Regions from separate parts of the Mus musculus genome. Here region 1 is linked to region 2. A link is a loop called in an ENCODE intact Hi-C map of the cell type or tissue named here. Cell type or tissue: gastrocnemius. All regions are shown on one strand. Links, peaks and the distances in the headings refer to the core of each region. The heading gives the core; the rest is flanking DNA. Region 1 holds the start of Paxbp1 (PAX3 and PAX7 binding protein 1). Region 2 overlaps Cfap298 (cilia and flagella associate protien 298).

Region 1 (5,371 bases), core at 272-5,271, 110 kb after region 2:
GGACACCTGTTAACAGCAGGTTACAGTTTCAAAGGCTATTTACCATGTCCTGTCTCCAGCTCTAACCCTTACTGCATTTCATTCACAACCCGTCAACAACTTGTCTTTTACATTCAAACACTGAACTACTCACTTCACAAAGAGCTAGTCAAATGTACTTGCTCCTTGGTGGTATTCCCACACTTTCTCCTGTTTTGGGAATTCCAATCTATGATCTAGCTTCACATCCTACTTTTCTACAAAGCTGTCCCCTTTTTTCTAAAAATGTGTAGTTAACCTTTGACCTACAGGCCAGACTGTCTGCTAACACTTCTGTTGAATATTTATGTAACACTCTCCATTGCTACACTGTAAACTTGAGATATAACAGTATTCTTATTCAAGCCATGCCTGTAGCTGAGAACCTGGGAAATACTCTCTTTAAGCCTTTGGAATAAAGATCTCTCTGAAACATCTGTATGAGAGTAACCAGTTATAATGAATGCAAACAACAACCATGTAAAGTAACTGCTTGAAACACTTTAAACTTTGGGACTGGTTTATTGATAGAATGTTTGCCTCCAGAAAAAGTAGAGGGAAAGTTTTAAACTTGAGTTTTGAGAGGACAATGTCCCTGGCCTCTTAGTATCAAATAAGGCTGCTGAGTACTGGTATTACCAACATCAACTTCTTACGCGTTCTGTAAGAGCTATTTTCAATATGGAAATACTACCAGAGGAACTCAAGTCTGTCTCTGTGAAACAGCAGTATAAAAATTTTAAATAGAATAATCTGTCTTTATGGCTCAAACAGGAAATCTCTCTTCCTTTTCCATACAACAGTCTCTATATTAGCAAGAATTCAGAAGCAACAATCCATCTTTTTTTTTTAATGTGTGAGAAAAATTATAGAACAGTATTGCAAACTTAATGTGGACATTGGTTAGTAGAAAGAGTTCACAATATATACTGCAAAGCCCTGTGGGAAGGAACTGCTATCTTCTCTCACTTGAAAGAATTATCTGATACTTACTGTCAGCTGCTGTGTTGAGTTCTGTCTTGATCTTTGATTTTTCAAGGTCTTCTTTATATTCTTTCTTAAGCAATTTAACTATCTTTTTGCTGTAACTTGATTTCTTTACTTTGAACACTTCTTCATTTTCTTAAGAGAAACAGAATGAAGTCTGTAAGACACCAACTCAGAAAGTGCTCTCCCTTCCTCGTGCCTTTGTGCTGTTTTCATTCTGCCAGCATATTTTCACACACACAAGTCATTACAAAATCTGAAGTTTATTGCAATCTATTGCAGACTCAAAAATGGGTATTGCCAGGCTTGGCAGCAAATGCCTGGGATCCCAGAGCTGGGCAGCCAAAGGCAGGCAGCTCTCTGAATTTGAGTTCAGCCTAGACTACAGAGTGAGTTCCAGATCAGCCAGGGCTATAGTATAGAGGCTCTGTTTCAACAAAACATAATTAAAACAAACAAAAAATAGTATCAATTCCAGAAACTAAATGAAAATTTTAGTGAGTAACCCAAGGAACTTCAAAATTGTTAAATTTTGGCATATTTCACCCATCTCAGGATAAAAAAGTATTTAGAATGCTTCCTTAAAACATTAAGTCAAGAAACCTAAAACAATACACCCCAAAGTTATTCTGCCAAGTCTGAATAACTCTGGTCACAATAACAGTTATTTCAAAATTATGCCTAGAGTAAATCATTTTGCAAAACTAAGTTTCGAGTGACTTAGCCCTCATCTTTAATTTGAAAATCCAAGTCAAGAACAAGACATTTCAAACAATGCAAAACCTGGTCTGTATCTCCTTCAAACAAAATTCCAGAGAGGTCAAAGATAATTCACCCATCTTTCTAGAATCACGAAAGCATGACGCAAGACCTTCGAAAATCATCCAATTTTTCCTAACATGATGTTGAGGTACAAGTAAAATCGAAATCCCCTGCAGCCTGGTCCCTCTTCTGCTTCAAGAGCCAATGCCACAGCGGACATCTGCTCCTCCCATTTACTTCTACAGAGAAACCGAGACTGGACAACAGCAAGGGAGCGATTGGATCAAGGTCACCGGGAGCCAGGGCTGCAGCCCCAGAATTGTTCCCAGCCCTGGTTTCGGTCCTCCTCTTTAACAATCCGGCCTTCTTAATCAAGGAGGCCTAAACCGAGACGCCAACAAGCCGCAGGTACAGAGGCCTGCAGACGACTAAGAGCAGGCAGTTAACCAAGAGACTCAGGCTGCCTGCAACTCGCAAGGTAGGAAACGGGTCCACGGAGCATCGAGCCTTCTCCTCCACTCAGGATGGCTGATCAGGGCTCTGACAGCCGGAGGAGGGACTGCACAGGCCGTAGACTTGGCTGGTGGCAGCGCGGGAACACAACCCCAGGCAGATCCGGAGGCCGGAGGTGGGGAAAGGGGCGCGGCGCCCGGGCGAGCACGGGCTTGGGGTCCGCGTGGGCCGGGCCGGGGCTTACCTTCCTCCTCGTCTTGGAAGCTGAGCAGGCTGGCCCTGGGCACCTCTTTGTTCTCGCGAGGCCTCTTGCGCGGCTTCAGCCCATTGCCGGGCTCCGCGCCGCCGGAGATGCCGCCCCCGGCCTCAGCGCCGAGGCCCGGGTGGTGCGCGGAGGGCGGCGGCGGCAGCGGCCCCGGGCCCAGGAGCGACTCCCCCGCGGGGGCCCGGTCGCCGCCGCCAGGGCCGGGCTCTTCTCCCGAGGCCGGCGGGGGCAGCAACGGTGGCGGCTCCTGCTCCTCATCGCGCTCCCGCTCCTCCTCCTCCGAGTCGTTCCGCTTGCGCACGTTCACCCGCCGGGCCTTTCGGAACATCCCAGCCGCCGTCACCGCGCTCTCACAGCCGCTCGCTGACTGAGAGGACGAGGGAGCGCGGAGACCACCGCCACGCACGCGCAGTCGCAAGAGTTCCCCCCCACCAGCCGGGTCGTCGCGGCTCTGGCTAGCTATCGCGCCGCCTCGATTGCGCATGCGCCTGGGCTCTCCTCGCGCCCCACTACTTGGGCGGAGTCTCTTTGCACTGCCCTCTAGCGGCGCGGGGGACTGTTGGCATGGTACCCTCCGACTCCAGTGTTGTTCCAAAGGTCACAAAGAGGATCATCGAGATGAGAGGAGCGAGTGTAGTCTGTCGTCTCGGAGCGTGTTGCTGCAATGCGTCTTCCGCGCTTATACGGAGCCGTTACGTGTGGCAGCCTCCCTCCCACTCAGTGCCTGCAGGGTAAACAGAGGCGGGAGGCCGGGGAGAAGCGGAGGGACGAGTCAGTTGACTTGAGCTTGGGAAGGGAAAGTGCATCTCCATGGTTAATATGCCTCTTAATAACGCGAGGCGATGCTAGCAGATATCGTCTACAGATCAGAAACTCCATTAATACTTGCCATCTCTACAGCTTTATCAACGCAAACACTCTCAAAGGCGTGGGAGCACACACGTTAAATCCCAGCAGCACTGGGGAGGTGGAGGCAAGGCGATCTCTGAGTTCGGTGCCGGCCTGATGTACATAAGGAACTCCAGAATGGCCAAGGCTATGTAGGGAAACCCTCACTGTCTGGGGAAGACAGAACCAGAGATGATACATCTCCCTGCTGCCGCAGCCATTCCCAGGAGAGCGAGGTGTTTTCGGGTGGCTTGGTAAGAAAGCCAAGTTAGGTAGCAACTATTTTAACTATTTTACGAAGCATAGTGAATTTCTGAAACAAGCGGAAGGAAGATTTGTCTTATTTTCAGACTATATCACAGAGGGCAAATCTGAACCTTGGCGGCCTTAAAGAGATTGCATGAGCCGGGCGGTGGTGGCGCGCACCTTTAATCCCAGCACTCGGGAGGCAGAGGCAGGCGGATTTCGGGAGTTCGAGGCCAGCCTGGTCTACAAAGTGAGTTCCAGGATAGCCAGAGCTATACAGAGAAACCCTGTCTCGAGAAACAAACAAACAAACAAACAAAAAGATTGCATGAGGTTGAGCTAACACACAGGTTACCCAGTTCATAACCAAAGTTGAATCTTTTCTTTCTCTCGAGCATATCAGGATGCGTGGGTAGAAGTGTTTGTGAAATTATTTACATGTTTCAAAACCCGCCAAAAGAACGGGATTGGAGAGGTGAATATTGCAGTTTCGAACCAGAGGACCCTGGCTGCAGTCCCAGTACCCACACCCTCAGGGCTCCTCAAAACTCCAGTTCCTGGGAATCTGGCGCCCCCTTCTGGTCTCAGCATGCCTGTAGTGCCCAGCAGGACGTGTCCTGAATGCAGGCTAAAAGCATGGTGTTTACACATCATCTGTAAAAAGGTGCTGGACAGCACAGCAGTTAGGAGCACTTTGCCGCTCCTGCAGAGGACCTAGATTTGGTTTTCAGCACCTAGTATGGCAGCTTACAACTATGACTAACTGCAGTTCCAGGAGATCCTAAAACCCTCTCTGGCTTCCTTGTGTGGCAGCACACACATAGTTCACGTACAAAGCATGTGGGCAAATATACATAAACAATACAACAAAATCATTAAAAATATCTAGTTAATTGAAGTAATCCCAGCCCTCTGGTTGGAGACCTGCCTAAGATAAAGGAGAACATGTCTTTAAAAAAAAAAAAATCCCCAAACCTCAAACTATGGTGCACTGGGCTTGTTGAGAACTTTAAAGGAAAAGTAAGCCCTCTGTTTAACATCGCCTTGCTTTCCCCTTTCCATTAAAAACAAGTGCAGAGAGAGGCCTCCTCTGAAGTTCTCCATTCAGCCTGAAGATAGAATTCCCAAAAGGAAACACCATTGTATAAGCATGGCTGCCCCCACCACCCTGGAAATCTCATCAACTAGGGAACATTAGCACCAGAGGAGAGGCCAATGGTGTGGATCCCATTGGCCTCTGTCACCTAAGAGATGTACTGTATGGAGAGGCGTGTATTATTCACAGTACTGTTGGCCACTTTACTCACCCACCCCCTGTCACCACGAGTCTCCCAGAGCCTCAACTCCCGTTCTGTAGTCACATGTGTGCCTAAAGTTTCCTCTCCACCGCTGAGCCTTGTACTTATGCATTTGTGTATCTGTGTGCTAGCTTCCTTCCTATTAATCTCTGACTGCCGATTTGTTTTACACAATCATTGAAACTCCCCAGAGTGGAAATCTCCCTCCTTATACTGTAATAATCAACACTATCCTGAAGAGCTTTGAAAATTTGTCACATCTCTGAGGCTAGAATGGAATTGCTGAGGCCCCAGGTAGCATCTTTTAGTTTTGCAAATCCTAGCTTGCCCTGTGTAGAATTTTTAGTTTGTACTTATACCAACAAACATGACTGTATCTTTTAGCCTATACCATGCCCTCAGATTTTCACTGAGATTTAAATTCCACACTGAAGTAGAAGATCCCACGTTTTCG
Region 2 (5,371 bases), core at 139-5,138:
CACGGATGACACAGGGAAGGGAGCTCTGAGGGTGACCCAGGATGATAGTCTCTGGACTGTGTACTGACACTGGTTCGGTGGACAGGAACCTACAGGGGATGCCTATTCTGAAGTACAGAACGCACAGCGGGGGTGAAGGGCGTGGTCTGAGGGTAAGGACCCTGCTAGGACACAGCCTCTGAGGCCATGGCTGCCGCTCTCCTCAGGAGCTCTGCTCAAATGTGTCTTGTAAGCAAAGGCTCTGGTGAGACTCCAGACGCTTCCCACTCACCTCAGCTTTCCAGGAGCTCCTCAAAGACCGGGCAAGGGGCATGGGGGTGGGGGAGGCATGCCTGTAATCTCAGGGAGCTGAGGCAGGAGGACCGCCATGAGTTCAAGGTCTGTTTGGGTTACATAGCTGAGTATTAGGCTGGCTAAAGCTACATAGGAAGAGTCTCAAATATAATAAATTGAAAAAGTAGATTAGCTAAGAGCTTAGGGAATATTTAGGAGTACATTTTGTGGGGCAAGTCTAGAAGCGTGGGAGGGCTGAGTTATGCCAAGACACGCTCACATGGGTGGCAATGACTGTCACCCCACAGATAAACGTGACAAGTGAAAATATCAAAGATATATTTGCACCTGCATGTATGCATGTGTGTGGTGTGGTGTGTGTGTGTGTGTGTGTGTGTGTGTGTATGTGTGTGCTATAGCACATGCTGGGGCACGGTGGGGGTAAGAGGACAATTTGTGGGAGTTGGTTCTCTTACGACCAGGAGGGTCCTGAAATCACCCCAGGTCTTCTGAACTCAGGCTATCAGGCATGGCAGCCAGTGCCTTTATCTACCCAGCTGGCTCTCCAGTCCCCAGGTGCTTCAATATCCCTGAATTCTCTTCATCCAGGGAACATCATCTGCCCTTCAATGCTATTTTCCTTCTGTGAGACAGCTTCTATATAAATGCTGGAGGTGATTACCGCTGCTTTGTAGTAAACGTCTCTGTCAGCCCTGTATCTATAGCTCCATTAGAACTTCCCCAGCTTAGCTTTCTAAGTTCTTCCAAACATAAGAGACTCAGTTCAGGTCAGGTCGCAAACTGCACACAGCCCACATTCACACAAGACAATAGAAACCTTTGTTTGCTCAACAGAACCTGGCAGGACTGGGTAACTGTCATCACCGTTATGCTTATTTGCTTTGCTACTGGAAGGCAGAGAAAGGAAAGAAAAAAGCAGATGCAGAGGCAACAGAAAGGCAGGGAAGAGAGGAGCAGGCAGGGCCTGATGCCGCCAGCTCACGGCTAACTGCAGCTAATCCTCAGGATCGGCCACGTCACAGACAGAAGCTGACAGAAGCGCATCCTACGGAGAAGCTGACCTTAGACACTATCGCCTTGGCTTCTTCTACCGTCTTCTTTAAAACCTGCTTCATTTTCTCATTTGGAGCTATAAAGATAGAAAAGGACAGTGGTCAAACACACAGCCTCTCTAAAAACTCCGGATGTCCTCAAACCGGACTGCCTGAGCCTGGGAGATCGAGACATGGGTGTTCCAGTCTGGATTTGACACAGGGACATAAAGAGAAGTGGGAACCCAGGCAGAGATCCCACCGCAAGGGGCGAGGTCTGCAGTGTCTTCTACACTGTTTGGCACAGGCTACAAAACCAGGCCAGGGAAGTCACTGGGCAAACAGGGCCAGCAAGCCAAGCAGATGCTAAAAGAATTTTAGGCCTCTCAAGCTACAAAGCTGCGGCTCATCTCTCTCAGTGTCTCAAAAGCAGACACGGGCAGTTAGTGATTGGCTGGCTGCATGCCAGTAAAACTTTACAAGTGCATACATAAATTTTTCTTATATGTATGCATGCATGTTTGTATGTTTGTTTGAGTTAGGATTGCCCTCGTACCCAGGCTGTCCCAATTCTCTCGTCCTAAACTCCTGAGTGCTAGGAGTCTGTGTGTGTCCTCTGGACTCACGAGACTTTACTTCATCTGACGACTGTCCACACGTGGCACAGAGCACCAAGTCAACTTCCAAGTTTAAACTAAGCTTAAAACTAAGTACAGTGGAGACAGAGTCTCCACATCTAGGGAGAATGGTACAGCACCCACCCATTTCCGACCTACAGAGGCGGCAAATTTAAATGGCCTGTTTACCCGACAAATGGGGCACTTCAGTAGGAGGGAGCAGACAGAGCAGGGTCCTCCCCTTGGCTCATCCTGGTTTTAGCACAGGCGTTTCAGAGTGCAATCAAGTCTTCAGAGAAATGATGAAATTGCATTAGTGAATGTGGGTGAGCATGTGTGTGGCAGCATGCACGTGTGAACTGTGGGGAGTTAGCTTTCTCCATCCACCTGCAGAGCCGTCCTGCTGGCCCACATCTCTTAACCTAAAGCACTGCCTTCAGGTCTGATGTGATGCACGGGAGCAAAGGCAGAAGAGAGAGAGAGCCGGTTACCTTGCCCGTTCCTCCGCCCGATCTCGTCCTTCGTAAAAACAGACCCTCCACTGGGCACACACTTCTCCCCCCACTCGTCCTTCAGTTTCAGCTCTTCGATCTGCTCATCAGTCAGCCCTTGCATATTAGGGGGCAGAAAGACACCGTGTTCCGCCAGCTCCTCCATCTCTGAAAAACAAGTCGAGGGCAGAGCCTTCAGCTGTGATCACTAACTACAAGTGTACACTCCTGGCTCAGGCCTGGCCACTCTAGCTCACGATTTTAACACTCATATACCAGGAGCCATGTGCCAGGGCTTCCCTAATCCCGGACAAAGCTACCAACTCCTCAGTCAGTCAGTGCAGCAGTGAGCTTCGACTCCTCTGTGTCCATGCTCTAAACCACTGTGCTCAGGAGTTACCAGGTCAGCGCTCAAGACCAAGCCGGTTCACACAGCTTTACCATTTCCCAAAGAAAGTCTCGGAGAGCCCCATTTAATGTAACCTTGTGAAGGGTGTAAGACAATTGGGTAAACGTCCATCTTCCTAATGTCCAACTCTGATCTGAGGCTAATATTTCTAATATTTTATGAGCCCCTTACACGGAGGCTCCCTTGGTAAAGTGCTTGCTCTGTAAGGTGAGGGGCTGAATCGCAGAGCCCGTGTAAAAGGGCCAGTGTGGTGCAGTGCACTGAGAGTAGGGGTATCTAGGGGAAGGTAGAGGCCTGGGGACCCCTGGGGATTGGCTGCTGGCCAGCCTGCTCTAAAAACCCAAGGTCACACAACACCCGTTACACGGGCCTCACACATAGATCCCCTCCCTGCTCTGGCACAGAGGCACCCACCCACAAACGTACTCACAAAACTTTATAATGACACTTCATAAAAATCACTGGGAAGGATTTAGGCAACTGTGCAGGTTGTTTTTTGTCAACCTGGCACAAACCTACATATAGCCAGGGAGAGGGAACCTCAATTGAGAAACCGTCTCCCTCAGATGCCTATAGGCTAGTTGTAGGGCATATGTTTGAGTCATGACTACTGAGCACACGTCAGGCGTCGCCACTGGATGGGCAGATGGTCTGGGGTGACAAAGAATGAACAAAACCTGAGGAACAAGCCAGTAGGGGTTTCCTTTCAGCTTCCTGCCTTGACCTCCCTCAGGAACTAAAACTGTCAAAATGAAAAAAACCCTTTCCTCCTCAAGGTTTTTGGTCATGGTGGTTTTTTCTTCCTTCCTTCCTTCCTTCCTTCCTTCCTTCCTTCTTTCCTTCCTTCCTTGCTTCCTTCATTTCTACTGTTGTTTTCTTTCTTCTTCACAGCTACAGAAAGCTACTGAAGACGGAATTGGTATGAGGACCATGGCACATCATGACAGACCTAACCATTGGAACTCTGTGCTGGAAAAGCCACGGAGCCCTCAGCACTCACTGGGCCATTGGAGGAGCTCCAAGGCAGAGAGCAGGGCAGATGATGCAGGTTTGCCTGTGAACGTCAAGAGGGAAATCAAGACTCTACCTGGGCCATTCGTGTGGTATTTTGTATTAAGAATCTTCCCACATTTAATCCCAGCACTTGGGACACAGAGGCAGGCAGATCTCTGAGTTCAACCCACCCACCCCGTTGGTTCTGCTCAGCCAGAGCTGTAAGACCAGACCAGAACCACTGCAGTGTGAAACCCTTGCCAGGGCTGAGATCAGCTGTGACTAAGAAAATAACAATATCGTTAAGACAAAAACCTTCTGGGATAAGCTTCCTGAGGGTCAACGGACAGAGCTGTTGTCTAGAGGGGGCCAAAGCCCGCTCATGCCTGCAGCCAAACTTGGCCAAGTGTATGCACCTTCCAGATGGTACTGATTGTGAGGGCATGAAGAGTCATGGAGAACAGTAGAGGCTGGGCATAGGAAGAGGCCAGGTCAAACTTCAGTTTCAGGGAAACCCCAGGATTGAAAGGATCATGGAGAGAGGCTGAGGCCTGGCATCATGATGCAGGGTGAGAGAGCCCAAAGAGAGGCCAAGAGGCAATCGGTGCCATTGGTAAGGGGAAGCCTGCGGTTCCGGCAGTTTGGAAATGCCAACACCATGGGATGACCACCAAGGACAGCAGCAGCTACGGAGTGGAGCCAGCCTCAGCCTGTGAGATGTGTTCTGTGGGCCCTGCAGAGCAGAGGGAGCGGAGAAGACCCTGAGTCCCGCACCTCTGACAGCGAGCTTCACAGGGCTGCACTTCAGTTCTCCTTCCAGTGCGAGTGCGCTCATGGTCTTCCCTCTTGGAGTGAGATTAGGTCTTTTTACAGGTGCCCGGTAATGGATATTACAGAGAGGTTTGAACTTTGAAAGAGACTGCATTTTTAAAGTGAAAAAATTTAAAAGCCTGTGGAACTTCTGAAAGTTGGAATTTGTTTTATATTGAGATATCCATATTAATAAGGTCTTGGGGATAAACAAAAAGGAGAGGGTTATGGTTTCATGGTGATATGTCGATTGGTGTTGACAAGGAAGCAATTGGTTCTGCTTGGCTTTTGTTGACCTGGCATGAACATAGACGTATCTAGGAAGAAGGAACCTCAACTGAGAAAATGTCTATTTCAGACTGTTTGTAGGCAAGTCTGTAGGTAAGGCATTTTCTCAATGACAGTAAGGGGGGGGGGGGTAGCACTCTCCGGGTGGTATCACCCCTAGGCAAGTGGTCCTGGGTGGTATGAGAAAGCAGGCTGAGCAAGTCGTGAGGCGCAGGCCAGGGGCAGTGATCCTCCATGGTATTTGCTTCAGTGCCTACCTCTGTGTAGATTCACCCATGCAATTCTTGTTTTTTTTTTTTTTTTTTTTTTTTTTTTGAGACAGGGTTTCTCTGTATAGCCCTGGCTGTCCTGGAACTCACTTTGTAGACCAGGCTGGCCTCGAACTCAGAAATCCGCCTCTCTCTGCCTCCCAAGTGCTGGGATTAAAGGCGTGCGCCA

The links. Hi-C counts contacts between places; a loop is a spot of excess contacts. Peaks named below come from ENCODE experiments on the same cell type or tissue, not always from the same donor. Only the 100,000 strongest peaks of a DNase experiment are listed, where the experiment ranks them.
Region 1: it touches region 2 in a loop (2.8-fold over the local background); 4 of 42 quality-filtered maps call a loop at or near these places.

What each region holds. Positions count from the first base shown.
Region 1 is chr16:91,041,542-91,046,912 of GRCm38, forward strand. Paxbp1 (PAX3 and PAX7 binding protein 1) reads right to left here and starts at 2,838. Exons shown (of 18, transcript NM_026110.2): 1 at 2,465-2,838; 2 at 1,012-1,140. The coding sequence starts at 2,813. In gastrocnemius, for the core only: CTCF peaks have their summits at 3,029 (motif pointing left) and 4,197 (motif pointing left); DNase peaks (open chromatin) are centred at 2,473, 2,977 and 4,186; H3K4me3 peaks cover 2,729 bases; H3K27ac peaks cover 2,177 bases.
Region 2 is chr16:90,928,561-90,933,931 of GRCm38, forward strand. It overlaps Cfap298 (cilia and flagella associate protien 298), which reads right to left. Exons shown (of 7, transcript NM_026502.2): 2 at 2,434-2,601; 3 at 1,356-1,423. Among named protein-coding and RNA genes, the nearest start is that of Cfap298, 3.6 kb to the right of the region's middle. In gastrocnemius, for the core only: no CTCF peak of the experiment used is centred there; a DNase peak (open chromatin) is centred at 3,163; H3K4me3 peaks cover 115 bases; H3K27ac peaks cover 19 bases.